2 separate regions of the Mus musculus genome follow, and region 2 is linked to region 1. A link is a loop called in an ENCODE intact Hi-C map of the cell type or tissue named here. Cell type or tissue: heart. All regions are shown on one strand. Links, peaks and the distances in the headings refer to the core of each region. The heading gives the core; the rest is flanking DNA.

Region 1 (15,901 bases), core at 3,209-11,208:
ACGTGATGTCACCAAGCTCCCAGGCAGCCAGGCCTTTGCTCTCCCAATGCACTGTCCTCAGCTCCAAACCCCATAAATCACATAAGATGGAGGATGGATGGAGGAAGGAAGCCTGCGGCTCTAGTCCAAGGCCTGTGCAGCCCCAGAGGGCCGATCACAGCAGCACTTTAGGCTCAATCAGTAAATAACAGAACTGCAGGTAGTAACCTTGAGTGGAAGCCTCGGGCTGGAGCCATGCTGGGCGCTGGCTAGCTGCCCGAATGGGTCATCTCAGCCCTGTTTGCCTGCTGTGTTATGATGCAGCAGGCCTCAGTTTCTCCACCTGGCTTTTGAGGGCTTGCTAGCACCAAGTGGCTGTGATGGTGGCAGCCGTTGGGAGCCACAGACTGCAGAACCAGCTGACCTGCCTGGAGCCTCGGAAGCCCCAAGTGTGTCAGTACCCAAGGGACTGGGGACTACAGAAGGCCAGAGAGGAGGAAGGCTGCGCTGTAGAGGAGGTGTGAGACTCAGGCTGTTCCTAGCCCTCAAGGGACCGGTAGTGGCCAGCTCCGGAGACACAGCTGGTCCCCTGCAGTGAGGAAGAAGCAGAAAGCCATCTTGCTGGAGGAGGCCTGCCTACTGGAGCTAGCTGGGGGGCAGGGCCTTGGGCTGGGGAGAAACACAGTGCTGCTTATACTACACCACACTGTGTTCCTGGGGGACAAGTTGGGGGGGGGCGGGGAGGATGCTGGGGACTGGGCCAGGCCAGGGAATGAGAAACAGCCTGGAGAAGGGGGAGCTGGGTGCCTGGCTGGCTGTGGTCAGCTAGCCAAACAACCACCGTCTGAGTAAGCTCTGCGGGGTCCAGGCAGCAGCCGCTCAGGCCACCAAACCCGGACTGTGCAGGATGCTAAGAAACTCACGCAGACACCTGGCTGCTGTTGGTACCCAGCGGTCAGCTGGCAGGGCTTCTCCATTCTTGGGCACCCTGACTCTGCCGATGCCCCCAAAGCCACCTGGGAACATTTACTGAGCAGCTGTGAGCTTAGCACCTCTAGTAGTCCTGTGTGGCTGGTGCTGTTACCGTCCCAGCCTCACAGATAAGGAAGCCAGCCAAGGGCTGGGCTGTGTTGTGTGTCTTAAGGAAGGCCCTGCCTGCCTCTGTGCTAGGCAGCTCCTGGAGGTATCGTGATGGCCTTGGGAGGTGCATGGGCTCCTGGGCAGGAACAGTTTCCTCCGAGAGAACCTTCCAGAACTGAGGCTGTCATCTCGTCCCCTGGCCAGAGCTAATACATAGTAGGTTTTAAGGAATCTTTGTGCCTCGGTTTACCCTCAAGTGAGACATTGCGTCCGTGGAGCTGCCATGTCCCAAAGGGCAGCCTGTGCTGAAGCTGGGAGTGGGGCTTTAAGGCTGGATTTCTTAGAGGTGAAGTTCTGCTTCTGATCTCATATCTGTGCAGGCTCCAGACAATTTCTTTTATTCCTGAGACAAATATTAATGCCAAGGGCAGAGAGCCCCAAGCGGCTGGGCTCTGCAGGAAGCTGCTGCCTGCCGAGGTCGCCCTTTCTCCTGGGCCTGCCACCCCCACGTCCTCAGGAGAACCCTGCCCCATCCAGCCTGGATCCCTGTCCTTATCCTTCTGCAGAGATCAGGGCTTGGGAGTCTAGGAGGTGTGACTCCGCGTGGGGCAGAGATGAGGGAGGAGTTGCCCAGAACACAGATCTCAGACCAGCCACAGGTCAGGGTCGCTTTGAGCGAGCCCTTGATGGCTTATGTTCATACTGACGGAATGCTGTTGAACTGCAGAGAGGTCATGGTCTGCTCTGCAGCTGTGTGCGAATGTGTTTTAATAAGCATCATATTTGAATGACTTTCAACTTACAGGACTGTAAGTTATGAAGGCTGGAAGGGTAATCTTTCCCTGTGTCCCTCTCCCCAAGTCCTCTTTGCTAGCATTCCACACTACCACAATACCACACAGTATTGGGCCCCCTCCGACCCTCAGCTAAGCTGCAGAGGCTCCCAGTGGGATGGGGTGTGGCTCTCACAGAGCCCCTGTCTAACAGAGCAGTAGAGGAGAAACCCTCCCATTGGCTGCTGTCAGGGTCGTTAAGAGGGGAGTCTGGACATCTCAGTCGCCTCTGTCATCCCACAGTCAGCTATGTGACACTTCTGAGCAGTTGTGAGCCTTCCGTTCTGGGCCTCAGACAGGAAGGTGTCCCTAGGCCAGGGACAGCTGCACAGTAGTAGGCACCTGGGATGGAACCTGGAGACTACGGCTGCCGTGTCTCATCCTCCTCTGAGTGCCTGCTGCGGAGCTGTAGAGGTCTGGCAGGGTCTGTGGGAAGGCTATGGCGGGCATACTGTAAGCCCTCCTGGAGCTGGCTTCCTGGGAGAGAAGAGCTGTATTCAGCTGCAATTACTGAAGGAGTGAAATCAATAGGGCAGCCCTTTAATGGAGAGTGGGCAGCACTGAGCTTGGCCCCAGGAGGCAGCTGGCTCAACAGGGAGGGGCTGCATGCTCTCAAGGAAGAGCTGAAATCAGTGGCCATTACCTACTCCATTTCAGAGAGGGACAAACTGAGGCTCTTACAGGAAACAGAGCTAGCTGCTAGATTTCGTGCTGCCCCAAACACCTGCCTGCCCTGTGCTACCCACACAATAGGCAGGCCATGAACCTCCCTTGCTTTGCCGGCTCGCCATGGCTGAATTGCCTTTCATCACTGCTTAGAAAGGAAGCGGCTGGATGGGATGTTTACACCTTAGTCAAAATTAATTTCCCTTCTTTAGTAAGTATTCACTCATGAGCTCTCCAGAGGGACCTGTCATGCGCCTAATACACCCGAATAAAGAGAAGTGCTGGCCGTTACAGTATTGTCACACACACACACACACACACACACACACACACACACACACACACAGAATGAGAATGTGTCTGCACACACCTATGGGATGGATGTTCACATGCATGTGGAGGACAGAGAACCTTGGGTGTCGTCCTCACGGGCTTTCCAAAGTGGGCCAGGCTCGCTGGCCAGTGAGCTGCAAGGATCTGCCTGCCACCGCCCCCCCCCGCCCACCCCCCACCCCCCTACCTCCTGAGTTCTGGGAGTCCAAGCCTCTGCCACCAAACACAATTGTTTTTTGTTTGCTTTAATCATGGTTTCTGGGGATTAATCTCAGGTCCTTATGCCTTCAGAGCAAGCTCTTGTCCAACAGAGCCATCTTCTCCTCCCTGGGCTTGTCTTTTTAAGAGTCTCATATTGATTGACTAGAGCCTTGCAGGCTGGGTTACCTGGAGAGGAGGCATGGTGGAGCTGGGCCTAAGGGCCCAGACACTGGCTGCTAAGGGCAGGGCCAGTAGCGGGCTGTGGGACATGGGTGGGATGTTTCAAGAACTGCGGAGAAATGGAGTGGTTGGCCTTAAGTGTGGGTAATGGGCAGAATGGAGGGGAGCCCTGAGCATTCGGTGGGGTGAAATCCCTCTGCACACAGCGAGGACACTGCAGCTGTGTCATGGGGACGGTGTCATGGGGACGGTGGCCTGCTCTGTCCCATTGAGCTAGGAATAGGCTGGGGTTGTGTGGGCCACTTCAGTGAATGAGGTGCTAGGGGAGAAATTCCAGGCTGTGGGGCCCATGGCCCTGATCACCAAGTTCTGCAAGGCCACCCTCAGGGCCTCTGTGGGTGTCCCAGCCCTACTCCTGCAGGAGCCACTTGTAGTCTGAGGGTTTCTGGCCCAGGCAGGCAGCTTCCCTCCACATAGATCATTCCAGCCCCTGTTGCTCACTTCTCCTTTAAAAAAAAAAAAAAAAAGCTTTTTTTTTTTTTAGATTTTATTTTTAGGATAAGAGAAAGAGAGAAAAAAAAAGGTTGGGGGAAAGGCTTTTTCGAAAATTCCTTCGGCACAGAATTAATGGCTTGTGAACGTCAGGGCAGGCTGCGGGAGTCAGTTCCCAGCCTTTCCACAGCCTCCCCTCTCATGGCGGCCCACAAATCACTCCCAGCCCAGCAATGGCTCTGCCTTTCCCAGGACCCACACTCTGGCTGGACAGCCAGGCAGGGCTCAGCGAAGCACCCAGAGCCGACTCTGGGGGTCTCTCGGAGCTCATCTCCCACCACAGGGATTTACAATATTTTAATTTAAAAAGCAACTTATTTAATGACAAAAGTAAGTAATCTGTATTCAGCGAAAGTTATGTAAGTTGTGGGAGACCATGGTCTCAGTGGGACAGGACAGCTGTAGCCCTTGTGCTGCTCCGGGACAGCTGGGGAGGAGCCCCAGCCTGGGGGTCATCTCAGCTCACGTAAGTCCAGGACAAAGGCAAGTGGGTTGGGGCTGAAGCTCGCTCAGGTCAGGAGTCAGAGTGCACAGTGACTCTGTTTGCAGTCTCACTTACTCTCGGTCAGCCAAGGTCTAAGGGTATTAATGGAAAATTCCAGAAATAAACAATTCATGATCTTGAAATTGCTTGCTGTGCTGAGTACCACGGAGAAGTCTTGTGTTGTCCATCCCTACCCTGCCTCTGAGTCTGGGCTCTGTCCAGCGTTTCCACCCTGCCTAAGCTACCCACCTGGTAGCTGCTTAGTAGTCATGGTTCCTGATAGCCTGTCCCCAAATGCCAGAGCTTGGTTTGCATGGTCCTTACTTTTCTTAAAGTGCAAATGTACGGTGGTGGCAATTTGATACATCTCGGAAAGCCATGACGTGCCTGCCTTGGGAGAAGGGGTGGAAATTCTTGCTGCCGAGGTCTGTGGTGCAAGATTGTGAGCCAGAGCCCACACTTACTGTGCTCCATTGCAGTGTTCCTCGATTGTCCCACTATTGCCTCCCTTACAGAGACGACTGATAAACTCTCATTGGGAGAGACTATGGGACCAAACTGAGTATATAGGATTTGGTCCTTGTGTTTTCTGACATTCCCCAGAGGCCTTGGGATGTGTTCCTGTCAGGCGCTGCTGTGCAGGAACCTGATAGACAGGGACAGGAGCAGAGACAGTGGCCCTGAGGCAGGACCGGCGTGTGAGGCACAGATACAGGTTAGATGGTGGCATGAAGACCTGAGAGAGCTGAGCTGAGGGCTGGGGTCAGAGAAGCCCCCTTGAGGTGGCCACAAGCTTCAGAGTAGGCAGCTTCTGTGTGCAGGGCAAATATTCTGCCATCGAACTTATCCCAGCATCTCAGACTCCACCCATGTAGGAGCGTGTGTCTGGGGGTCAGAGGACAACTTTCAGGAGTCTGGTCTGGAGTTCTACTTTGAGGAAGTGGCTTTCTTGTTGCTCATGTGAAGTTGGGATGAGTCTCCTGTCTCTGTCTACCATCTCTCCATAAGAGTCCTGGGGTTAAGAGGTGACACACTCAGGTCATTAGGCCTGTGTGACAAGCACCCACCCGTACCCCTGCACCATCTCATTAGCCACCCCCCCATCCCATTCACCTTTCTTTTTTTTTTCTTTCAATTTTTGGTTTTTATTTTTAATTTTTTTATTTAAGTTAATTTCATACAAAATATTTTGATCCTATTCTTTCCCCTCCCACATTCCTCCCAGATCCTCCCAATCTCTCTACCCACCCGGGTCTTCTCTCTCACTAGCTTGGAACTCACCAAACATCCATGATGGTTGGCTAGTAGTTCCCAGGGAACCACCTGTCTGCCCCTGCAGCACTGGGATCCCACGAGTGCAACACTGTATCTGGCTTTCAAACTCTGTGTCATCACGCTTGTGTAGCAAATACTTTACAGACTGAGCCATTCCACAGCCTTCACATCCATTCCGTTATTGGATTAGCACCAGTCATAGCTGACAGCCAGTGGTACCTGCTTAAGTCTGACCCAGCACCAGCTGAAGACCTTGACCTCTGCAAACTCAGTCCACCACTGATCTTGTCTCAACTCCCAAAGGGGAAGTATGTGCACACGCCCATTTTATAGCTGAGTAAAGTGAGGCTCAGAAAAGCAAAGTAACATGCCAGGGTCAGCCATAGCAACCCTCAAGGACACAATTTACCCATGGGTTTTAGACCAGGGCACTTCAGCCCCAATCCATAGCTGTGTGTGTGTGGGGGGGGGGGGCGGGGCGGGCGGGCTGGCCTACTCCAAAATTGTCCCAAGAAACCTAGGGAATGGGAAGAGATGCTAGAACTGTGGGGGAAACACAGTGGAGATGGAAGGGACGCCTCTTGGGTGTCACTTCAGTAGTGAACTAAGGCAAGGATGACCTCAGTGACCAGATATGGGCTCTTCTGGCCTCTCTGCTGTGTGTGGCCAGGAGGAATGCTGTGGCCAGGTATGTGGCTGTGCCGTAATGCTCAGGCTGGGCTGAAATTCCCAGGGTCAGGGAAGTCTCCTGCCTCAGCTTCCCCAGTGTCTGGGACTGCAAGTAATGTACCCCTGTACCTTTGGTCACTTAAAAGGTCCAGTTTAAGACCAGTCTTGCCAGCTTGTCTTGCCTCCCTCCCTCCCTTCCCCACCCCCAGTCTATTCCCCACATATCTTAAACACCAGCCATCTCCTACGAGTAGCTGTGTCACCCAAGGTCAAGGCTAGACCTGGGTAGCATCTGGGGATCTATTTAACCGGGCCTCTGTTTGTGTCAAGCAGGGTCTGAGAGCTGGGGTCTGCCTGTGTGAACAAGCAGGGAGCCAGAGAAGGTTCCAGAGCTGAGTCTAACCTGCCTGTCTTCACAGCTGCAGCCGGAGCAACTGGATTGCGGAGCGGCCCACCTGCAGCACCCACTGACCATCCTGCAGCCGCTGAGGGCATCGCCCGTGTTCCGTGCTCCAGGGCTCACGGCCGTGGCTGTGGCCAGTGCCAACAACTACACGGCCGTCTTTCTGGGCACCGCCACAGGGAGGCTCCTCAAGGTAAGGGTGCTCCACGGGAGCTCCCTGGGAAGGGCCACAGAGGGCCAGAGTCCCCCTGCTTTCTTCAGTTTTCCCTCTGGGCCTCCACAGCGGCCTGTCAAGGAGGGAGGAACTGACCTGAGCGATGTCTGCACATTGTCTGCTTTCAGCATCTCCTAGCCTGGGGCCTGCTGCCTGCCCTGCCGCATCTTGACCTTTGCAGTGCACAGGCTCCCCCTGGGCCTCTGTTTCTCTACTGGCTGCAGTTGTTGGGAGACAACAGAGCTGCTGGCCACCCCTTCAGGGGTCCACTTTCTGGATTAACCATGAGGCCTTGCAAGTTCCAGAGCTAAGGGAGGGCAAGGAGCTGCTTTTCCTACCTGAGAGCCGACTGGACACCCCTGCTCGCCGCCTCTCCACCTCTCTGTCAGACTTGCAGCCAGGCCCAGCCTAATTGATTCAGAGTCCATAATCTAATTCCCTTTGGCAGCTGCCTGGGTGGGATGGGGTTGGGGCTTGGGCCTCACAGGCCTAGAACCACCTGTGGTGACCAGGGAGAAGGCAGGGCCCCGGTTACTCAGCCTTGACCCACCCGGGCTCAGCTTTGGTGGCCAGATGTGTAGCTTCTGCTTTTAACTGTTACTACTCGCTGTGTGACCTAAGGACATAGCTTATCTCCTCTGGACTCCGGGCTCTCCATCCATTGAGGAGGAATGAGACAGAGCAGGACTGTGGTCAGAGCCCTCTCCCGCTTCTACCCACAAAACTGCAGTCATTAGGCACCTGCTGTTTACCCTGTGCCTCAGGGTACTTCACAGGCACCGCGTCCTTTAGCTCTAACGTCGAGCCAAGGATTCTATTCCACAGAAGCAGGCCGCTGAGGTCCTTCAACAAAGTGACTAGAGATAGCTAGAGATGGGGTCGTTGCTTTTTCATTTTTAATTGATTTCTATGTGCCATGCTTGGGATGGGATACAGAGCCTCAGCTGGGCCCCCAGGACTCAGTGAACACTGAGGAAGTGGAAATGAGTTGGCTGTCTGTTTGGTGTCTAGGGTAGGCGGGCATGGTGTGAGCCACGGCCAAGGCCCTCCCAGCATCCCAAGAGGCTTCCTGGTAACATCTCAGAGGCCTAGCCCGAGCCTGGGGGGACCTGGGGAGGGCACAGTGTTGACCTGGCACACTCCAGAATAAAAAGGGTAGAGGGCTGTCGGGAAGGCGTGTGGCAAAGGTGAGGCAGGCCTGACTAGGCAAGGTGTATGATGTGTAACAGTGGAAGCAAAGTGGGAATGAGGAGGGGGTGTGGCTAGGGGTGTGGCTAGGAGGTGTGGCTAGGTGGATCCTCAAGCCATCAAATGCCACAGCCAGTTTCTTTCTGCAGGGAACCTCTGCAGGTTTTAGAAACCCAGAGAAAGGTGAGTGGGAGGCCCCATAGGTGTCCAGACTGCAGTAGCGTCTTGGAGCCTTGAGCACCCAGCCTGTGAGGATGAAAGGGGACACAGACAGCGGGGCTTTGCCAGTCCCTGGAGAACCATGCAGAGGGGCCTGGGACCTCGCCCAGGACTCTGCTTGTCTTATCTCCTGTATCCCCACAGCCCCGTGGAACGATGGCCATCCTGACTCTTATTCACTGGGGAAACTGAGGCTCAGGGAGGGAAACCAACTCATTTGGATTATAGTGCATGTCAGAAATAGAATTCAAGCCTTGCTATTAGCCATGACAACCAGCAGCCTCCCAGAGAATGGTTTGGGAACTACAGCCCACACATACCTGGGGGAGATGTTGGAGTCTAGCAGGACGGGAGTCCCTGATGGGGGCGCTGTTGAGTCAGTGAGAATGGCGCATGCGCACTCCACTTAGGAGCCCCCCCTTTCCCTTTCACCCTGGAACATCTGAGCAGGAGGGGAGAGGAGACTCCAACCCTGGGAAAGCCTGACCTCGTGGGTGGCAGTCCCCGGCACCAGTAGGTGATGGCCTTTCCTTCCACAGATCAGCCTGAACGAGAGCATGCAGGTAGTAAGCAGGCGAGTGCTGACTGTAGCCTATGGGGAGCCTGTGCATCACGTCATGCAGTTTGACCCCATGGATCCTGGTTACCTATACCTGATGACATCCCACCAGGTGAGGAACCATAGCCAGCCAGCTTTGGTGCCAGGCCTTTGCGCATGCTGACCCTCCTGTCGGGGACACCTCCTTCCCCACCTCCATCTTTGCCCACACGCTGCTTCAAAGAGGCTATATTTCCCCCACATACCCTCTACTAATACCTCCAGAGTTAGCTACCCTAGCCTCACGAGGGAGAGGTGGCTCCCTTGCTCAGCTGGGCCCCCTCTGCCTACAGATGGCCCGAGTGAAGGTGGCAGCGTGTGAGGTACACTCCACCTGCGGGGACTGCGTGGGTGCGGCCGATGCCTACTGTGGTTGGTGCACTCTGGAGACCCGGTGAGGCCCCTCAGCCGACGGCAGGGCAGGGAGGGCTGTAGGGGCGGTGGCCGTGGCCTAGGACCTGACCCCACGGTGCCTGCAGGTGCACACTCCAGCAGGATTGCACCAACTCCAGCCAGCCACATTTCTGGACCAGTGCCAGTGAGGGCCCCAGCCGCTGCCCTGCCATGACAGTACTGCCCTCGGAGATTGATGTGCACCGGGACTACACAGTGAGTGGAGCCACACCAGCCTAAAGCCCACGGGCACAACCAGCGGCAGCCAGGCTTTAGGAAGCTCACAGCAAGGGCCAGGCACCATCTCCGGCTGGGCCACCTCTTCAAGGTTCTGCCTTGGCCTCTTGCAAGACCTAGTCAACAGTTAGGACCATGCAACCTGAGTACATAGCAGTGCACAGGGCCACTGCTGGCGTTTAAATGGCAGTTTCTGAATATGCTGACTTGGGACACCCAGATAGAAAATTAACCCTTCTTGTCTTCTTCCGGGAGTGTTAGTGGCCATCACTTATCCCTGATATGGGACAGACAGGGCTGGTGGCTAGTTCATGCCTGCAGCAAGGTGGGTGGCCCAACAGCTAGGGCCCTCCCAGCCCCTCCTCACTGACTCCTCTAAGGACAGGGCCATCCTATGTCACCCCAAGGGGTTCCAGTGGTCCAACTGGTCTACTCCACCAGGTCACATGTCAGTCCTGCCCTGGCCTCATCCCTGGGCAGCCTGGGATAGGCACAGTCACTCATCCCCTTGTCCATTCACATTGTACTGAGCACTTACTGGGTGCCGTGTGAGTACATACTCTGGGGACCAACCCTTGGCCTGGGAGGAGCTGAAGTGCTCTTGAAGGGAGAGAATAGGACAGGTAAAATATAGAGGTGGGATTGCATGCAGAATAGAGTCAGGTGGGGCACAATGGTAGGCAAGAAAACGGTGCCCACCAGCCTTGCTCTGGGAGAGGGTGTGGAGTATGAGGAAGATAGCTTCATAGCAAACTACAGTCCAGGGGCCCTAAGGTGGGAGTGAGGTCCACGTGTCTGGGGTTGGAGAGTGGGGGCCTAGCAAGCGTGTGCTGCAGAGGCCTTCTGTTTTGAGATACCATAGCCCAGTCCAGCCTTGTACTTGTAGCAATCCTCCTGCCCCAGCTTCCCAAGTGCTGGGATTGCAAGCTGTGTCGCAACGCCTGGTTGACAGAGCCTGTGTGACCTCTGAGATGAGGAGCCTCAAGTGGAAACACTAAAGCCCCAGGGTGTCGTCCGAGTAGAGAGCCTTGGCTTCCCTCGAGACAAACCGTTGTGTTTTTTGTTTTGTTTTGTTTTTTTCGGAGAGACACTCAGGCAGGATCAGACAGATGCTCTGCGATAGGATCTGTAAGGGGCACAACCTGGGCCTCACCTGAGGGCATCTCTCCCCCAGGGTATGATCTTACAGATCTCAGGAAGCCTGCCCAGCCTCAGCGGCATGGAGATGGCTTGTGACTATGGAAATGGCGTTCGAACGGTGGCCCGGGTACCTGGCCCTGCCTATGATCATCAGATTGCCTACTGCAATCTCCTGCCCAGGGCCCAGTTTCCATCCTTTCCTGCTGGCCAGGGTGAGTGCCTGGCTGTGATGCCAGCCCAAGGGTGGGACCCTGCCAGCATCACCTGTGGATGACGACATTTGTATCTCTGATTACTTTCCAGACCACGTGACCGTTGAGATGTCTGTAAGGGTCAAAGGACACAACATTGTCTCAGCCAATTTCACCATCTACGACTGCAGCCGAATTGGACAAGTCTACCCCCATACAGCGTAAGTGGGCAGCGGGAGGGGGAACAGGCCCCACACAACTTGGAGAACAGCTTCAGACCCTGGAACACACAACAGACGGGATGCAGTACACACAACAGACAGGATCCCATACCTTTCCCTTGCATGTAGCAAGCTTTGACCAGCCAGGCCCTGCAAACTGACACCAGACTGGCAGAGGCAGACTAAAAGAGTCTACCTGTTTCTCCCTTGCATACCTCTCATTAGTGGAAAGCTCACTACCAAGCAAGATGGCCCATCTGCCCCCTTTCTCCAAGGCACTAGGGTCATCCTTTCTGAGGGACCCCTTGTCTTCCAGCTGTACCAGCTGCCTGTCCACACAGTGGCCTTGCTCCTGGTGCATCCAGCTGCATTCATGTGTCTCCAACCAGTCTCAGTGCCAGGACTCGCCAAACCCCACGGTAAGTCTTGTCTTGGGTCTACCCCACCCACGGCTTTAGTACCCACTTCTCTTGATTTTAAAGTTACCATAGTCCTGGCATTGCACTAACAGCCCGGGGTGGGGTGGGGCAGGGGACTGACTCATCACTGCGTGTTCAGCCAGTCCCTGTGGCTGGGCAAGCTGGTGGCCTTTTTTCCTCCCCTGCCCTTGAATCTCTCTGGGTAACTACTCCAGGAAAGCTGGTTCTTAGAGGCGACACTTCAGGGCTACAGTGTGACCTTCTGGAAAGTCCGAGCCAGGCTGAAGCTGTGCCCTTCATCCACAGCAGATACTAAGGGTGGAACATTGTCATCCCCTGTTTACGGTTTCTCAGACACTTCAATCTTTTGTCCCTATGGCTGTAAGAGGAGGTGGCTTATTCAAGACCACCTACCTGGGAGGCCTTGAACCCAAATCCCTCTGCCTTTCTTTGAAATATAGAGTTAGGTACTAAGACCCATGGCTCTGTTCCCATGGTATGTCACCTTCACCCTGGAAGGCTCCTCCCTCTTTCAGGGGTCACACGTGAAATTCCCAGACCTTAGCAGGGGAGTAGCGGTGCCTCGAGCTTAGACATACCTCCCCTTGCTTTATGTCAGGGCTGTGCACCCTGGGAGGGGCTGCCACAGCCTCAGCCGGACCCTCAGGCCAGCCTTCAGCAGCATGCAGAAACCACACCCAGCTCACAGAGTGCACACAGAACAGGGCTTCTCACTGACAGGCCCAGGAGTGGCCTATGGTCATACTGAGAGACGCTCTGGGTGTTGGGATATGGTTAGTCTAGGCCCATTATCCCTGTGGCTCTGGGGTTGGGGGGCATCCTAGTTATGACATGTCCTTACCTACAACCCTAAGCTGCATACACAGCAGGGACTTGGTGGCTGCTGAAGACCAGAAGTATCCATTGCATCTGCCTGGTACATGCCAACCCTGAAGGACCAGGGGCCCACCTTACAATCCACCAGCGCTCACTGAGTGCTGCTTGTATACTGAAGTCTGTGCTAAGCACTGGGGAAAAGCCAATTAGATGTAGTTCTGTCTTTCCTACCACAGGCTCAAAGCCTTAGCTCTGACCTGTGGCTGTGTGATCCCAGGCAAGCTGCTGACCCTTTCTGTGTCTTTCTCCCTCTGTAAAGTGAGGCCCACAGCAAGGGCTAAATTAGATATCTGGAATTACTCCAGGAGGCACCAGCCCTATACTTGGCACCTAGATGATTTTAGAATCTGTGGCTACTGTGCATGGGTGCCCAGCAGAGACATCTCCTAAAAGGATTTTGTGTGGGTCTTGACACCTGCATAGGAGCTCAGCAGCTGGGAGGTGTGTCTGATGCTGGCAGTCGGCTTGTTCTCCAGGTCTGCAGCTCTCCCTCAGGGCAGGAGTGGGCCAGCCCCAGAGGGGCTGTCGGAGAGCATTACTGTAATCTGGCAGGAGAAGAGGCAGCTTCACCAAGGCCTGTGCAAGGGTCTGAACCAGTGCTCGACTTGGCATTTAATTAAGTGCCAGTTAGCTGTGGAGGCGCCAGGCCTCCCAGGCAGACGGCAGGCAAGAGGGTCTGCATATCCTCCGGGACCCCTGGCTCCTGGAAAGGGGGCCCTGAAGGTTGTGCTTGCAGCCACGTGCACGTGGTCCCAGTGGCTCCCACGGGGAGGCTGCTAGGGTTGGCTCCGGGGTTGGGATGAGAAGAGGCAGGAAGGTGCCAGGTGTTCCGGGGCCAGTGTTGCCTCTCAGAGCCTAGTGCTCCCAGGGCAACATGATGTCAAGCTCTGGAAGCAGGATGGGAAGCGGTAGCTGGATCAGAGCCTGGTGTGTTCCAAACCACAGGGCGGCACAGTGCTGGAGCCAGTGGCTGAGTGGCTTGATGGGTATTGACAGCCATCACAGACTGCGGGCTGGACCACAGCAAGTGGCAGCAGGCCAGGAGGCCCTGGTCACTGGGTCTATTGATGCTTGTTGGCTGGCTTGGGATGCCAGCGCTTGCCCTCTTGAGCTTGGAGACACTGTAGGAGTCTGGGCACTCCTGCAGCTCCATCTTTCCAGGAGCACGTTTGGGATCCTAGCCACCTAGCATTGCGCCCTGGCAGTTCCAGCTAGGCGAGGAGAGATCTGTGCCAACCTGTGTGAACCAGAGCAGGCTCTGTGCACACCTGCACGATGGTAGCCGCTGACCTCTCCCCGTCTCCTGTGCACTCATCCCTGTCCTACGTGTAACCATACACAGCTTCCCGAGCCTGCAGGTCAGGTCGGCAAATGGGAAAAGCCGTCTGATGGCCTGGGTGGAAACAGGAAAGGGAACCCTGTAAGGGAAAAGCCCAGACTGGCTCTGGCCATGGAGTTAATCAGCTAATGCCTGTGAACAGTCACCTTCAGGCACCGCTGGATCCAGGAGCTCAACGGTGGTGTAAGGGGTTTCTCAATAGACTCTTCGCTGGTCTAGCTTGGTCAGTGTTCCCCTTAAGGGGAATGTCCCCTGTGTTATTAGGAAAGGAACTAGTAGTAACATGAAATATCCCATGACTACCTATCTGTAATGTCAGCACCAGGGAGGCTGAAGCAGGAAATGGCAAATTTGAGGTCAGCTTGGCCCCTGTGGCAAGCACATAGCGGGAGGAAGCTAGAGAGGCTGATGGGAGTGGCAGCCCGCATGTGGGACCCTAGTACTTGAGGCCAGCCTGTCTGAGCAACATACTGAGACGCTGTCTCCAAAGGGAGAGGGCAAAAGGGAGGACAGAGGAAAACCAGTACCCCAGGAGATGTGTCCTTGTCCCAGAGGGTGACCTCATATACACACAGGTGTCCTAGCACTAATTCTTGCCTTGACAGATGTGACCAAGAGACCCCTGGCTAGAGTAGCCTTGGGGTATGGGGTCCCTGTGACGTCTCGCCCCTGTAGGTCAGATATCGAGGTGGCAATAGGTAGAACTTCAAAGCCCCAGCACTGATATTTCCCCAGTATCCTGCTGAGGAATGTGGAGAGAACATAGCCACACCCTCACCTTCTCTGCCCCTCCCCTGTACAGTTTCCTCTGTACAGTGCGGTATGGTCTCTGAGAGCCTCAGAGGCAATTTTTAACCCAGGTCTGGCCTAGTGTTAGTGTCCTGCAAGGTTGAATCCCAAAGAACCCAGCCACGGAAGCGCTTACCTCTGCGCAGTTTCTAGGCACTCTGGGTCTAAGGAGCAGATCCAGGAGGAAGACTCTGCCTAGATGGAACATGTTATCTGTCTCCTTATCTAGAAAGTGGGGCTGCAGGCATTGCTATGGAGACTGTTGGCACCCTGGGGAGGCACGACTGTCTGGTGGGGGTGGAGGCTCTGAAACATCCTATTTGATCCCCATCCTGTGTTTGGTTTGCAGAGTCCTCAGGACTGTCCCCAGATCCTGCCCTCGCCCCTAGCGCCCGTGCCCACAGGTGGCTCCCAAGACATCCTGGTGCCCCTGACTAAAGCCACCTTCTTCCATGTAAGTAGAGGCTGAGCAGGGTCTTTGTGGGTTTCAGGCTATCCCAGCGCCCATAATGGTGGCCCAGCTTTTTTCTCTGAGCCCCATTCCAGCTGTGTAAGACTTGGAGCAGGCAAGCAAGGCTGATGGGGGACAGCAGGCAGCCAGCAGCTGCCAAGGGAACCCTGGCCCAGGCCCCAGTACTCCTACCCTGGAGGCTCCCTGACATAGTGGCTCAGCCCCCTGCCTAGTGCCACAGTCCACGGGTAGATGAGGTCCACATGGGCTCTGCCCGCCCTGCCCAGGCTGAGCAAGACCCTGGGTGCTCCAAGCTCTGTGGAACATACTGGCCCAGTTCAAGGCTCCCATGTCTTTCCCAGAGATGGCCAGAAGAGGCCATGCCCCTAATTCTCATGGTCTAGAGGGGACACTGATGGAGGAAGTGTTCTGGGTTAGGGGATGTGGCCATCTCTGCCGCACCCCCACCCCAGGAGGAGTGTGTACTGGGGGGGGGGGTTGATGAGTTTTGGAAGGATGCCAGCTCTCCTAATTCCTGGGACGTGCCATCTGTCACTGCCACTCGGGAGTTGAGGCCCGTAACGGTTGTCACACGTGGGGGCCACGTGCCAGGCATCTGGGATGTGTCAGGGAGCCTCTATAGGGTAGGGGCTCTTGAGAGCCAGGTTAGAGCTGCCTTCCAACAAAAAGCCTCCCCTGCCAAGGCCTGGTGGGCCACAGGAGCAGGGTGGGGAGGCCCTAGCCCCCAATTTGGCCCTGGCTGATTCTCTCCAGCTGTGTGGCACTCTTGGTGCATTCTCTGCTTTTGGCAGACACAGGAATCCCGCCCTCCTTGCTACCTGATCCCTGGTGCTATCCACCCACTTGCCTCACCCTGACCATGTTTCTAAATCACCGGGGGGTCAGGACTGGGGCCTGGACACTAGGCAGCCCTGCTACAGGCTGTTCTG
Region 2 (15,901 bases), core at 2,632-10,631, 57 kb after region 1:
AACACCCAGACCATTTTGTTGCCCTCCTGCTCATCCACACTCATTTGTGGTTCCAGAATGCCGGCCAGCTGAGCCTGTTTGTCTGTGTGTTCAGCTCTTGGTCCATAGCAGCAGGTATTCAAGATACACTGTCCCCACAGGCTAGGAACCCCCAGCACAGGTGAAGTTTGCAGAGTCTAGTTGACCTGCAGTTTGAGTTCTCTTCAAGTCAGGGGCATTGAAAAGCCCAGTGCTGCACAGGAGTGTGGTCAGTGGAGAACTGTGAGATGCTTGGATGCTGGGGCCCTGAAAAGCTGTCTCTGGAGCTAGCTGTAGCCATGTTGGCCCTTCAGAAGCAGGGGCAGTCACAGGGCATTGAATGGAGGATTAGGGACTGAGTCACCTACGCTAATAGCTCTTAAGCCTCAGAAGGAAAGAGTGTTGCTGGGTCAGCAGACCCCCCCCCCCCTTTCTCCTCACCTGTGGCTTAGTCCTCTTGCTTGTGTCACCACAGCCTAGCTGAGGACGTCAAGGGACGTCACTCCTTTCCTTCCTTACAGGCCTAATGTTTGCTACACATAACATGCTCTTATTAGGTGCTGTGGCGTCTCAGGGCAGCAGACAAATGAACGAGAGAGAAGCAGCAGTTAGCTCCTCGCTGCGCCTGCCCTGCTCAGCCCTGCCTTCAATGTGGAAACGGAGCTAGCAAAGAGGCAGGGCTGAGGAAAGCTAACCCTGAGGCTTGGGGGCTCCTGCCCTCAGTAGTCTTTCAGGAAGAATCTATGGAAGTCTAAGTCTCACAGGAGCCTAGGTGGCCAGGAGGGCACCTGCAGGCCTCAGACAGATAGCCCCAAGGGCCTTGTGGGCAGGCCTATGAGTCTGGTTGGCCGGCATTGAGGAACCACTGTGGGTCCCAGACAGGGAGGGTACAAAATTGCACCTGTGCTCTAGGTAGGTGCTTGAAGTCTGGTGAAGGATGGGGGAGCAGATGGGTTACAGCCTTTCCTGGCGGTGCCTCAGTGCCCCATCACCTCAGCCATGGAAATCCCAGGCCAGGGAAGAGGCATAACAGAGCATGGGGTGTGTGTGTGTTTCAGCAGCTACAGAGGGGAAGGTTAGGAAACAAAGATGCACAAGGACATTCCACTCACTGGTTGTGGCCCAGCCAGTCATCTCCCATCTTCCACTTCCTTACTGTGGATATGACATGTAGCCTCAGGACGCAGGTCCTGACTAGTCTTACCAAGCTGTGTGCTCCAGCAGTCACCTGACCCTGGCCTCTTCCTGCCAAAACTCCAGAAAAAATCCCTGTCCTAACTTCCTCCAGTCAGGGTCACTGAGCTCCATTCATAGATGCTGGCTATAGCTGAGGACGCTGTATTCAAGCTGAAGAAGGGCCTTGTGTGCCGAGTGTGCTGGGCTGAGTCCAGGTAGGGAAGAGATCAGAACATGGCCCACGGCAGTCTGCAAATGAGTGTGGGTGGGTCCAACTTTGGCTCAGCAGTCACTGAGCCTCAGTTTTACTATCTGTAAAAGGGTACCTCTAGAGGCTGCTCAGCCCAGACATGATGATATCCAGCAGCTATTGGAGCTGTGGCCAGGCTCAGCCTCAGGGTCTTGGCTCCCAGCAGGAGTCACCTGAATTTCTGTGATATGCACTGAAAGGATGCATGCCGCCATCTCAGACAGCCCCCCTGCCTCCAGCCAGAAACCATCTGATCTGTCACTGTGATTGACGCCTGTTGGGGAGCTGGCACTGTTTCCTCCCTCACCCCACTTTTTCCCAGCCATATGCAAATGATTTCAGTTCAAGGCACGCGCTAATGGAAATCCTAACACATTAATAAATGTTTAGTGGGAGAGAGAGCATGCATGATCATAAGCAATTAGACACTCGACGGAGGAGTTGTGTTGGCACAACTGTCTGGCTCCCTTCTTCATTCCCCCTTCATCTCCATAGAGGCAGAGGGGGTGGGGAGGGCCTGGACCTTGCCTGGCTCCCTCTTTCATCTCCACAGTGGCAGAGGAAGCCTGGAAGGGCCTGGACCTGGCCTGGCCTCTGCCACTCACTTTGCCCCCATCTCTTCATCCCAGCAGTGGGCATGCTACCACCAGCCTCACATGGACATCTTCAGCATGCCTCCATCTCCCTGCTTCTGCCTGTTAAGAGAGTGGGGGAGGGGTGCTGTGTGCTGTCTGTCCCTGGGCAGTGGCATCAGGAGGACTCTAGGGATTACAAGTCTAGGTGCCCTCATGGCTGGAAGCCCCTGGGCCCTGGAACCTACTGCTCTCCCAGCCATAACCAACACAGGGGTATGCGAAATAGTTTCCCAATGCGTGTGAGTTCTCCTTCCAGATTCTGCCTGAGACCCACAGCGTTCTGTGGATCCCAACTGGAGCCCCCGCGCTTCGTGCCCTGGAGAAAAGGAAAGGGGCCACAAGGCCGAGCACCCGGTGGGAACGCTCCTGGGCTCCAAGCACAAGACTGTCAAGATGGATCCTCATTAAACCAAAATAAACAACAACAAAAACACCCCTGCCCTGCCCCTGCCCATGGTGCCATTTGATTAGATTACATTTTAAGAGCACGTAAAAGCAATGTTCCTTTCGGATCAAATTAGAAACAGGTGCACTTTTGCATAAGGAAATTAAGTTGCAGACAATATGAGGATTTGCTAAAACGCAGACACTGATGAAAACGAGTAGCCCTTTTATTTGTCGTTATTGAGGCAATCTGTTGGCAACGTGTGCACGGTAATGGTCTGACGGATCTACGGACTCCAGCAGGCTGCTATGAACACATGAGCCCTTCTAAAAGTAACAGATTTTTTTTTTTCTTAGAAAATATGTGTGTGTTCTCTTCCCCGTCTCCTGGTGCTATTTACAAGGAATGAAATGCCATAAATAGGAAATCTGTGGTTACACAAGGCAGCCCCCCCCCCCTTTGCAACATACAAACTTCATCTGGGCAGGAGACGTGTTCTGAGGGTTTAATTCCTTCTCCCAACAGTCTGGGGACAGCAAGGAGACCATGGGAGCCGTGGTCCCAGAGGCTGTCGCTGCTCACGGGCCAGTGTCGTCGATACGCCTTCGGCAGTAAGGGCAGCAGGCGTGCTGGAGCACAAGCAGTTCGTAGTCCTCTGAATGGAACATCTGAGGAGAGGCAGACAGCCCGTGATACAGGGAGGCAGGGCCAGCTCAAGCCCTGAGCCTGGCAGGGCTGGGACATGCTGCCCTGAGGCCTGGAGGGCTCTTTATCTGAATGAGGTTCACAGGTAGAGCATCCCTCACTCAGGGGAGTGCAGAGCAGGAACCAGCTAAGGTCCACTGCAGCCAGCTGGGCAGATGCAAGTGAGAGGGCAGGCTGTGGGCAGCTCACAATTCCCCCTATACGCCCAGCTTCCCAAAGGAGATAGGGAGAATGGAGGGGCAGAAGAGGCGACCTGAATGGAGGAGCTGTAGGCCGGGTACCTGAAAGCAGGAGGGGCACATGGTGATGGAGGCATCAGGCAACAGCGAGCGGAAATATTGCCATTGCAGCGGCGGGGGCCAGCGCTTGATGAGAACATCTCTTCGGCTCATGGAGCGTAGTACTGACCGGTTCACCACCACAGGCACAAACTCAGAGCTACCTTGCTGGGGGGTGGGGGGGATGGGGGAGGTGTACATGGGCGATATGCCCTTGGCCTGATCCCAGGGTCCTTGGTGGCCAAAGGGACACTACCACCTCTTACCTTCAGCCACCCCTAACAGTAACATGCTCCCTGCCAGCACTGGAGTGCTCTCAGAACCACAGTCATTAGAGAAAGCCATCTCGTTCTCTTTCTCACTGCCACACTAACTGAGGGTGGGTCCCTGTGTGCCTGGGGAAAGCACTGGCTGCACCATCTCACCTCAAAGCTCAGCTTGGCTGTAAATGGGTCATCTTCTCCTATGGAGTCCATGGTCTCGTCCAGCTTCAACGTCTGGGAATCTGGAGGGGTCTGGTCAAGGGTGGAGCCTGAAGCCCAGTAAGGTACAGGTACAACACCCTCCAGCCCACACAGCGACTCCCAGGAGCTCAGCTAGGTGCTGCCTCTCACAGACTTGGGGGGAGTGGTACAGTGGCTGGAAGAGACCTCCAGATGGAACAGGGGAAAGAGAGAGAAGGGGTCCTATCATCCAGTCACACCGTGGCTCACAGGAAGTGTCCATCCAGGAGTCCTGAGTGGGTGCAGCCATAGGCCTAGAGCTGCCACTTGAGGAACTCAGCAGTCACAGCCATGGAGGGAAGGGCAAGAACCATCACGGGACCCCATCCTATGAGCCTTCCCTCTGCCCAGTGGTGTTGGAGCTGGCTAAAGCACAAGTAGGAGGGCCTCACGTAGGAATGTGGTGGGTGTGGCCAACTGTCCTTCGAGGACCAGGGGTGTTGAAATACCTACCGCCTGTCCTAGAGCCTCAGCCATATTACTGGTGTTCCCCCTCTGTCACTGCTATGGAGGTGGGATGAAGTACCCAAGGAAAGCAGAACCAAGGGGTGCAGAGGCCTCCGGACAGTGGGATGGGCACCTGGGAGCCTCACACTCAATTCTCTCAGCTTGAGTACTGATTGCTACCACTGCATGAAAAAGCTACCTGAGGAGAAACCTAGGGATTCCCCCAAGTTTATATCCTACAGCTCCGCTTAGCTGTGGGCAGAAGCAGGAGCAGTGCCTTGAGGAACAGGGCAGGGCAGATGAAGATGAAGGGGACACTCTCCCTGTGCCTGCAGGCCCTGGCCGCTCTGCCCCCTCTGCTGTTGGTCCTCACTATGTGAGGACCTCCCCAGTCTTTCTTGATCTGATCCTTTTGTCCCTGCCTGCTGCCACAGTCCATGCTGCGTCCCCTCCCTGCCTCCCTACCCCTGCCTGGCCAGAGCCAAGAGCACAGGATACTGTTGCTTGAGGTCTCTCGCCACTTGCCCTCCCTCTTGTGTCTTGGTGCCTCCAGATCGATGAGGGCAACAGCTTCTTCGTCAGTGATCCCCTCTTCCAGGTAGAATTCCACCAGGTGCAGCACCTCTGGGGGGACAGGGAGGGGCTGGGGGATGGCTTCAGGAGAGCTTTGGGGCTGTCACTCACACCAGGTGAGCAGGTGGAACAGCCAGAGCATGTCCCCTTTCCCAAGCAGCCACTATGCAGGCAAGGGACACAGTGCATGTGGGGAGGGCCAGGTCTCCAGCAGCCCCTCCCCCACATAGCTGTTTTAAAAGAGGTGGACTGCTCCCTCAGCCTCTCAGACCCCAGCTGAGAGTGGGACTTCTGGCTGGGGACATGCTGGGCCTTGCCTCCGTGGATTCTGACAGCAATTCTGCATCTGAGGCATGGTGGCATCACCTTCTGCACAATGTCACGTGTCTGTAAAGCAGTGGGGAGCTCACCATAGGAAGAGGCGGAGAAGATGAAGGGCTGGCGGCAGTTGATGCAGACGTTGCCAAGGTTGTTCAGCAGCGGGTTGTTGGTAGAACAGCGGTAGCACAAGGGTACCAGCTCCTATAGAGCAAGGTCACGTCTGCCCAGGCTGAACCAGAAGTGTGCATACCTCCATCTCCTCCCAGGGTCAAAGATGGCATGCTGTGGAGAGGCTGGCCAACTAAGACTACACCTGAGGCTCACTAGCCCAGACACCTGCTCCAAGCCAGGCCTTAGCAGGACGCTATCTTCAAAGGAACAACTGTATCCACTGTCAACTCCTGCCACTTGCCAGGTCTAGGCACTGTGTCAGATACATCACTTATGCTGCACAAGTACCCCCTACCACCTGTGGGTAAGGGTTTATACATACCCACCTGACAGAGCAGGAAACTGAGGCACTGAAAGCCTAAGGCACAGCTAGGAAGAACCCAGTCTATCCCAGTGCACTGGCAGGGGAGCCAAGGCCACAGCAGCCATCTTCCAACAGAACCAGACTAGGTTCAAAGGCACGCAGGCCCTTACCTCACTGTCATGGAAGGGCTTGGAGCGGATGGTCAGGGTGCCCAGCTCAATGGACTTCTGGATCCTGGCGGGGATCTGCAGCCCCCGTAGCTTGTCATAGGCATGCCGGGCCAGCTTGTAAGCACCCAGAGCCTTGCTCTGCTTAGCCAGTGTGAAGAGTGTATTCCTGCCATTGGCAAGGTTAAGGACAAAAGAGGTGTGACCTGGAGCCAGCACTACCCACTACTGGGCTAGAAAGCATCTTGTGTCAGTAGTCACTTCTGTGTTTCTATTGGACAGCACCAGGGGAGGCTCAGAACCCAAGTTAACCATCCTGTAAATCAACCGAACTCCTGGGACAAGATAGTCTCGGGTACCCAGGGTAGCAGGGATAGCTATGATGGCTCCTTTGGTGAGCCTGGCCTGCCAGTGAAAGGCGTTATCACAGTGAAGGTCCTTGTCTGGGGTGTTTCCCCTGAAGAATAAATAATGGACCATCCAGGAAATGGGTTCTTAATGGTGAGCTGGGGGTGCTTTTCTGGGGCAGGCTCCTACAGGAGGCAGCCGGCCAGCTGGGTGAAGCAGGACATGAAGTTACTTTCAGGCCTGTGAAATGCTGGACTACAACCCCTCTGTGGCTCTCACTAGCAGAGAAGTAGACTCACAGGATTTGAAGTAACCCACATAGGAGCTGGGCTTGTCCACACCCATCTCATGGGGCCTTGCTATAGGCCCCACCCTATTTACAGTCTTCCCTGCTATAGCACCCGCCCTATCTACAGTCTTCCCTGCTATAGCCCCCGCCCTATCTACAGTCTTCCCTGCTATAGCCCCCACCCTATCTACAGTCTTCCCTGCTATAGCCCCCACCCTATCTACAGTCTTCCCTGCTATAGCCCCCGCCCTATCTACAGTCTTCCCTGATATAGCCCCCGCCCTATCTACAGTCTTCCCTGCTATAGCACCTGCCCTATCTACAGTCTTCCCTGCTATAGCACCTGCCCTATCTACAGTCTTCCCTGCTATAGCCCCCCGCCCTATCTACAGTCTTCCCTGCTATAGCCCCCCGCCCTATCTACAGTCTTCCCTGCTATAGCACCCGCCCTATCTACAGTCTTCCCTGCTATAGCCCTCACCCTATCTACAGTCTTCCCTGCTATAGAACCCACCCTATCTACAGTCTTCCCTGCTATAGCCCCACCCTATCTACAGTCTTTCCTGCTATAGCACCCGCCCTATCTACAGTCTTCCCTGCTATAGCCCCCACCCTATCTACAGTCTTCCCTGCTATAGCACCCGCCCTATCTACAGTCTTCCCTGCTATAGAACCTGCCCTATCTACAGTCTTCCCTGCTATAGCCCCCGCCCTATCTACAGTCTTCCCTGCTATAGCCCCCGCCCTATCTACAGTCTTCCCTGCTATAGCACCCGCCCTATCTACAGTCTTCCCTGCTATAGCCCCACCCTATCTACAGTCTTCCCTGCTATAGCACCAGCCTTATCTACAGTCTTCCCTGCTATAGCACCCGCCCTATCTACAGTCTTCCCTGCTATAGCCCCCACCCTATCTACAGTCTTCCCTGCTATAGCCCCCCGCCCTATCTACAGTCTTCCCTGCTATAGCCCCCCGCCCTATCTACAGTCTTCCCTGCTATAGCACCTGCCCTATCTACAGTCTTCCCTGCTATAGCCCTCACCCTATCTACAGTCTTCCCTGCTATAGCACCCGCCCTATCTACAGTCTTCCCTGCTATAGCCCCCGCCCTATCTACAGTCTTCCCTGCTATAGCCCCCACCCTATCTACAGTCTTCCCTGCTATAGCCCTCACCCTATCTACAGTCGTCCCTGCTATAGCCCCCGCCCTATCTACAGTCTTCCCTGCTATAGCACCCGCCCTATCTACAGTCTTCCCTGCTATAGCACCTGCCCTATCTACAGTCTTCCCTGCTATAGCACCTGCCCTATCTACAGTCTTCCCTGCTATAGCACCTGCCCTATCTACAGTCTTCCCTGCTATAGCCCCCACCCTATCTACAGTCTTCCCTGCTATAGCCCCCCGCCCTATCTACAGTCTTCCCTGCTATAGCCCCCCACCCTATCTACAGTCTTCCCTGCTATAGCACCTGCCCTATCTACAGTCTTCCCTGCTATAGCCCTCACCCTATCTACAGTCTTCCCTGCTATAGAACCCACCCTATCTACAGTCTTCCCTGCTATAGCCCCACCCTATCTACAGTCTTCCCTGCTATAGCACCCGCCCTATCTACAGTCTTCCCTGCTATAGCCCCCGCCCTATCTACAGTCTTCCCTGCTATAGCACCCGCCCTATCTACAGTCTTCCCTGCTATAGAACCTGCCCTATCTACAGTCTTCCCTGCTATAGCCCCCCGCCCTATCTACAGTCTTCCCTGCTATAGCACCTGCCCTATCTACAGTCTTCCCTGCTATAGCCCTCACCCTATCTACAGTCTTCCCTGCTATAGAACCCACCCTATCTACAGTCTTCCCTGCTATAGCCCCACCCTATCTACAGTCTTCCCTGCTATAGCCCCCGCCCTATCTACAGTCTTCCCTGCTATAGCCCCCGACCTATCTACAGTCTTTCTTGCTGCCCCTGACTAGACCCAGCCTTACCTCTGTCTTACTTTTGGGCACAGGGTACAAATCTCAGAAACAGTCTTGCCTCTTGTCACCCCTACTAGATGACAGCTTTGTCACCTTGACTGACATGGTCCAGATCCAGAAGGCTTCCAGTTCTCAGTCCCACCCTCCTTTGTGGGTTCTGGGAGGCCTGGGACAGGTGCTGATCAGGATTGCAGACTAGGCACAGCTAGACAACCCTGAAAGCCAAGCTCCCCTTGGCACTGGCTGCTCAGCTGCCCAGCCGAGCCTTTCCCCACTCCCCAGTGGCTGCTAAGAGAGGAGCTTCTGCCAGTAAAGTGCTCTGTGGAGCACTGGGGCCATTAGACAGCGGGCAGGGAGGGAGGTGGGGGAGGATACACTTTGGAGATACCCAAGGGGGTGGCCTTGGTCAGGCTGTGCAGCAAGAACTTGGAGATGTTGAAGAGGGTTTCAGGGAGGTCAAAGCTGAATGGCTCCTCCTGCAGCAAAAGAACAGGTATAACGATCCCCACTGGAATGAGTAGGGCACACTGACCACCTACCGCATGCCGGCCATCACCGCATGCCCGCCACCACAGCTGGCCCCACTAGCTTTCAACACAGGCTTGTGGGCCATTACTTTCAGTCACACTGTACCAGAGAGGAATGTGTCCTGATAAAGGACAGCCCATGTTACTCGAAGACTAGGGCAGAGTGGAGATTCGAACTCAGAGCTGACCCCTCAACCCTGAAGAATGTGCTTCTCTCAGCTCTGGTGTCCCTGGGGATGCTCTGCTTCCTGAGCTCAAGGCCTTTCTGGGAATGAGGACATGACCTAGTGGGGAGCTTAACTCCTTCCTGCAGGACACAGTAAGGCTCTTCTTTATTCTTCAACAGCTACCGAAGCAAAATGTGCCACCAAAGGCACACAGTGCCCAGGCTGGCCCAAGCTCTAACAGGTCTCCATGACCACTGGCCATGAACAGACCTGTACTCGGGGGCTGCCTGCAGTACAGCCCACCCCATCAGGGAAGGCCTGTGCATGAAGACCTGCTTTGAGGGAGCCTGACACTGCAATCTAGCTACAAGTGCAAACTTCAGATGTTCACAGGCTGGCCAGCTCCCGCCCACTGGAAGCTCTCCGTAAAGGTTTAGGACCTCTGTAACAGCCACCAGGACAGGCCCTCATGAGGCCCAAAGCTGAGAGAAGTGACTTTCTACTTTGGTTCAGAGCCCAGTGACTTCTCCTGAATTCCTAGTTACATTTCTTTCAGGGGTTGTTTGTTTGTTTTTTCCCCTTTCCTCCTTTTTGCTTTTGAGAAAAGGTCTTTATCTTAGGTTGGCCTGAATCTCCCTTAGGTAGCTAGGATGACCGTCCTGCCTCCATCTCCTGAGTGCTGGTTTGCCCATTTGCATTTCTACAGTTTCTGTTGGCTCCAGGAACTGAAAGAAACTCGTGCTCTCCTGGGTGTGAGCTGGAAGAGTCCAGGCCTAGGGAAGCAATAGTCTGGGTCACCAATGCTTCTCTAGGGAAGAAGCAATGAGCCGCAGGAAAAATCTGTGTCCCTCTCTGCCTTCTTTTTTCTTTAATTTTAATTTATTTATTTATTTTTTTTGTTGTTGTTTTTCTGAGACAGGGTTTCTCTGTGTAGCCCTGGCTGTCCTGGAACTCACTTTGTAGACCAGGCTGGCCTCGAACTCAGAAATCCGCCTGCCTCTGCCTCCCGAGTGCTGGGATTAAAGGCGTGCGCACCTCCTCTCTGCCTTCTTAGGAGCGGCTCCTGCTTGGCCCCAATGTCAACTCCTCCACTGTGCTGGCCACCAGGCCTTTGCCAGACCATAGTCTGCCTGCCACAAATCCTTTCCCCTCCCCTTCTTCACTTGTGCCCCTCTTTGGTGGAGGGATCACCTCCTCTCAAAGAAGCCACCTCAAAGCTTTTCCCATGAGGGGCTGTCCTGCTTACTATAGGGGGTGGGGGTGGGGTTTCTTGTGGCAGGGACTATGTCTTGCTTATCACTGTGTCCCAGGCCTCATCACAGGGACTGTCACACACAGGCACTGGTTGGGGGAATAGCCCAAAGCTTAGGCCTGGATGCCAGCCTGGGGCCCATGGGTGGCCCCTAGCTCAGTACCATGTGCATCAAGAACAGAGCTCAGCTGTTAGGTGAGAAGACCCCTGCACAGACACAGTGAGCAGGGAGAAGCCCGAGAGCTGGCAATCAGAAGACCAGGGCTAGGCACCCAAGGCAGCTCAGCACACCCAGCCTAGGCTGGACTGCCTCCAACACCAGCGCCCATCTTCATAGTTTCTCAGCTGTTTGAGACAAGGGGCCTAAATGAAAGACGGGTCTGCTTGAGCCCATAGATGCTGCTGGCAAAGAGATGGTCCCAGTGCAAAGAATAGGCCAAGTGGGACCCAATGTTTCCCTGAGACTTGGACAGTGCAGAGAGAACACAGACAAGGAGCGGGACTCTTGGGGAAAGCAGGGCCTCTGACACTGGACGGAGGTGAGCGGTCTCCTATAGAAGCTGCTCTGAAACCTGAGGTAGAAAGGGGACCAGAGTCACATTTCCAAAGTGAATGCACTGGGCCCTCTGAGCTACCCCAGCTACCATCTCCATTCCATAGAGATGGAGACTAAGCACAGATATGCAGGATTTCCCAAGTCACACATCAGAGTGGGACACCCAGGCATCCAGAGATAGCTTGTGAACCCACATCCTAGAAGCTGAGAGCACAGACTGCAATCAGCAGAGACTCAAGCCCAGGCTCTGCCACTTACTGATGGGCCCCATGGGTCAGGGGACACTATGGCTCTTCTCTGTGTGGCACCTGGCATTCCTCATCTGCAGAGGTACTTATCTCATAGTGTGGCTGAAGGATGATATCAGTCCATATGACAAAGCCTACAACACAGAGCAGGAACTTGCTAATGGGAGCCGGGGGACCCTGGTGGGGCCCAGCTTGTTGCCACAGGATAAGTTCAGAGTGGGTTAATCAAGACTGGAGGGCTGGGGCTGGTGAGATGGCTCAGTGGGTAAGAGCACCCGACTGCTCTTCCGAAGGTCAGGAGTTCAAATCCCAGCAACCACATGGTGGCTCACAACCATCCATAACAAGATCTGACTCCCTCTTCTGGAGTGTCTGAGGACAGCTACAGTGTACTTACATATAATAAATAAATATTTAAAAAAAATTAAGACTGGAGGGCTGTGGAGACACAGCATGAGGCAGATGGTACCAACAAGGCCTTATCAAAGGAATCATGGAATGGGGCTGGGTAGTAGTGGCACACACCTTCAATCTTAGCACTAGGGAGGCAGAGGCAGACAGATCTCTGTGAGTTTGAGGCTAGCCTGGTCTACAAAGCAAGTTCTAAAACAGCTAGGGTTGTTACACAGAAAAACCCTGTCTCAAAACAAATAACAACAACAACAACAACAAAAAAAAAAAACCAGAAACAAAACAAACATCAGGGAATGGTCTTAACTAATTGTGTGTCTTTGGGATCAGGCTAGCCCTCTTGTTTTACAGAGGAGACTGAGGGCCAAAGACAGAACTTGAGCCTTTGCTGATCTAGAGAGGCATCAAATAGTGAACTCGAAACTGGAAAGGCTCAGCCCTGTACTGTAATTCCGAGCCCCGTGGCAGGTGAGGGAGCAGCGCTTCCCTCCCGAGAAGGGCAGGGCTTCTGGGCAGCTCATCACATACCCCATCTCTCTGAGGCCCTTGCTGAGCATGTGACACCGAAGGTGCTACACCAGTCTCCTTGTCACCCTACCGTGTATCGGTGAATGGTTTGATAGCCATGGTACAGCTCAGCCAGGTGTTGGAAGTGGTGAAACTTGTCCAGCATCGCGTCCTTCTGGGCAGGATCTGCTGTGTGGGAGGAGCACGGGAGGGAAGGAGGGGAAATGTGTCAAGTGATATCTTTTCCTCCTATGCTGCTCCTTGGCTAGGGGCCAAGAGGGCAGCGATGGACAAGTGTCCTGCTTAAGAGTAGTCCATCCTGGATGACAGTAGGCCTTAGCTGGGCAGAGCTCCTGGCCAGGAAACACCTAAGCATAGATCCCTCCCAGCCCTGTCCACTGGGTCAGCACCTGTTATGCCCAGCAGTGGAAACACACCAAAGGATCCTGGTGGGATGGGCAGATGGCATCTTCCCTGGCTCTCTGTGCTCACGCTGCACCTGGGCTTGTCAGCCATTTATCTGAGATGCACATCAATGGCCAGGACAGAAAAACCCCACCTGGCACCTGGGCCTGGCAGCTGTGACTTCAGGGCACACTGTCGCCCTGCACACTCTGCATCCAGTGCCCTTCCACTACTGCACACAGCCTTGGGTACAGCTACCTCCTTCAGAACTTGCCAGGGGATCATGGGAAGCCACATGAATGAAAGCAAGTCTGAAACTGTCCTCCTGCCTGGGATGAGGGAGAGTCTGGAGTGAGTTATTGTAAAGTGATCTCTTCATCTTTTCATTTAATTAAAAAAAATTTTTTTTTTAAGCCAGGGCTCACTTGGGCCCAGCTCCAGGCTCCCAGGTAGCAAGAGAGGGAGATGCTCTGAATTAGCAATGCAGGGTGGGACCTCCTACCCAGAAGACAGACTGCCAGCAAGTCCTACTTACAGGCAAACTTGAAAGAGATGACAGGCCAGATTGTGCCATTGCAAGGCAGGCTCGGGGACAAAACACTCAATAAACAAGCCCAGTGCTTTAATGAAACAGCTCTGCTCTTCTGATTTTATCTGATGCTAAAGAGGGGCCAGGGAAGAGGCCAGCCGGCTGTTGCTCACTCACCTTGAGCCATGTCGAGGCACTGCATGGACAGCATCCAGTAATAATAGGCAGCGTCGTTAAACCTGCTCTCCACCACAGCATTGTGCGTGAGCTGCTCCAGCACCCGGACTGCTTCTCCCTGCCTCCCGGCCTTGTGGAAGGCTAAGGGCCATGAAAGCACACGCATGTCATAGGGAGTCAGCATGGAGCAGGGAGGCTGCAGGGCTTACACGAGACTGCTCAAGAGGGAGGCAGGCCACTCATCGGAGCATCTGGGATGCCTCGCTGCCGAGATGTGCCTCTCAGGCCGCAGGCTATAAATAACCAAGGCTACATCCTGAAATAAGCACGGGGAGATACACTCCTTTTGGCTGGGAAATGGCAACCTACTTTAGCAAGGCACAGCAGAGAGAAAACCTGAAGCACCGAAGCCTGGCACTGCACACAGGGAACTGGACGCCACTCCACTCCACTCCACTCCAGACTGAGACTTTTTCACTCCTGGGTAGCACTAGCAGGTCCCACTATGGAGCCTGGTGGTTCACAAAATCCCTTCACTATTAATTATACACCGAATCCTCAGGACAAAATTCTAAAGATGGAGAACAGCCCCACCCCCCTTACATGAGAATGATGGGCTTTTCCAGGTAGAGATAAAACATCATGCCCAAGGTCAAAGAACAGAAGCCAGCCCAGTACTGAACCCACCTTAAGCTGAGTGCTTTCAGATACCAACCTCGAAAGATCTGGCTCAGCTTGCAAAACCAGACATTTATAAAAACAAGCCTATGGCTAGCAGAAATTTCCTGCACCCCTCACCACCATGTGGCAAATTTCTGGGGACCCTGGGGCTGCCAGAAGACTAAGTCAGAGCTCTGACACCTGACCATGTGTGAGCATCCAAATGACCTACATCTTCAACCTGCAGAGAAGGAAAGGTCTGGCCTTGGTTCATTCTCATCTTCTATCTCTTGTCTGAGTACCAAGTTACTATGGCGATGGATTCTTGGAAGGGCGACAAAGACAGATGGATAGGTTGATGTGTTTTGCCCAAACATGCAGACACTTCAGCAACTGGGTGCTCTGTAAATGCTGAGGCGGTAGAGAACGCGCTGTCCTTCACAGGGGCTTTTAACCAAGGAGCTCCAACAGGGGACATTTGTTCTGCAGTGTGTCAGGAGGTGGTAACTGCTACCACACACAAGTGTAAATGAGATGCTATGGAATATGACCCACCCACTTCAATTAGGAGACTTTCTAAACAGGCGTAAGAATTAGGCTCCCAGTTGGACAGATCTGATTCAATTCCGGCTCTGCTGCTCGCTAGCTTCACACAGCACATGGAGCCTCTGCAACTCTGCAGGGCTGTTGGCAAGATTCAAGGTTATGCAGGTTAAGTGCCCAGCCAGCACCTGCCACAGCGAAGGCGGTCACATCGCTAACTGATGATGAACGCTGTCGGTTAATGTGCCATACTTGCCTTGGCTTCTATTTCAGATGCCGTCACACCCTGTGTACGGCTCATTTCACCAACAGAAGCACCAAGGGGCAGAGAGGCTGCTTGGCTTGCCTGAGTCAGAAACAAAGCCCATTTCATTCTCAGTAGAGGAAAATGAAGGTGAGACTCTGCTAGACAGCAAGGGCTGCCCTCTCACTTTGTCCTGACAATGTATACCTTGGCTCAATCAAGTAACATCGCTGCAGCTTCCCAGCCAGAGGACTACAGGCAAACTCCTTTATCTCCTTCAACATCAGTTTCCTCACTGGCAAATGTAAATAACCGAGGTGTCCATGCCAGAGAGCATCCCGAAGACCAAAGGGAAGGCACAGGTGCAGGTGCTTTGCAAGGTTAACAGGGACCTGCTAAAGAGCAAGGGCCTGTCTGGGGTCCTGGAAGAAGGTCATGCAATGGGCCCAGGGGGCGTGGCCTCAATGTTCCTGTCCTTATTCTAAAGTCTTTCACTAGCACACACATCATGAGCCAGGATGAAGGTACTTGTCCTGGGACCTGCTGAGGAAGGAAGGGGCCAGGCGGCCTCTATACCATGCCTCAGTAGCCTCCCCAGCCCTTTCACAGTGTGCTGTGTGGCCTACCTTTCTGGGCTTCCTCAAAGCGGTCGTTCTCCGCCAGCCACTGCGCGTAGGGCACGTAGACGTCATCCTTGAACTCCGGGTGCTTCTCACCTAACGCAAAGGCCTAGGAGGAGGAAGAGGCAGTCTTAATGAAGCGGGCCCCCTGCCACCCCTGACAATGTGGCACTTGGCTGAATCTGTTAGGGATGTCATATTTTGCCAGCCTGACAACTCAGAGGGGGAGAGCGTCTCCCCCTCCAACCACCCCCAGCAACACAAAAACAAACCAGCTCTTTGAAAACAAAAGGCAATTAACGGCAATATGCAACCGACTGGATTCAATAACAACACAGTCTGTTTCTGGACCACAGAAGCAGCACAAAATCGGAAACATTTTATTTTGAGGGTTTGCGTGGGCTCCTGTAGCGTGGCAAACAGATTTCTTTTAATTGTAGGCGACACCTAAGGAAACAGGATTGACAGCAGCGTCATCACTAGCTGTCAGAGAGGACTGAGGACAATGTTGCAT

What was found. A loop is a pair of places that touch in the nucleus more often than their neighbours do. Peaks named below come from ENCODE experiments on the same cell type or tissue, not always from the same donor. Only the 100,000 strongest peaks of a DNase experiment are listed, where the experiment ranks them.
Region 2: a loop joins it to region 1, with 4 times the contacts of the local background. A loop is called at or near these places in 4 of 42 quality-filtered maps.

The regions. Positions count from the first base shown.
Region 1 is chr6:115,971,525-115,987,425 of GRCm38, reverse strand. Plxnd1 (plexin D1) reads left to right here. Exons shown (of 36, transcript NM_026376.3): 2 at 6,672-6,848; 3 at 8,816-8,947; 4 at 9,168-9,268; 5 at 9,354-9,483; 6 at 10,679-10,856; 7 at 10,948-11,056; 8 at 11,373-11,475; 9 at 14,850-14,954. Among named protein-coding and RNA genes, the nearest start is that of Plxnd1, 16 kb to the left of the region's middle. In heart, for the core only: CTCF peaks have their summits at 6,803 and 8,612; DNase peaks (open chromatin) are centred at 3,600, 4,275, 4,545, 4,999 and 3 weaker places; H3K27ac peaks cover 3,603 bases.
Region 2 is chr6:115,913,467-115,929,367 of GRCm38, reverse strand. Ift122 (intraflagellar transport 122) reads right to left here. Exons shown (of 29, transcript NM_001167763.1): 20 at 15,394-15,496; 21 at 13,321-13,461; 22 at 12,301-12,395; 23 at 8,917-9,017; 24 at 5,937-6,102; 25 at 5,381-5,492; 26 at 4,896-5,021; 27 at 3,873-3,952; 28 at 3,451-3,615; 29 at 2,669-3,132. The coding sequence ends at 3,043. It also overlaps a transcript of Rho not described here. Among named protein-coding and RNA genes, the nearest start is that of Rho, 10 kb to the left of the region's middle. In heart, for the core only: no CTCF peak of the experiment used is centred there; no DNase peak of the experiment used is centred there; H3K27ac peaks cover 3,750 bases.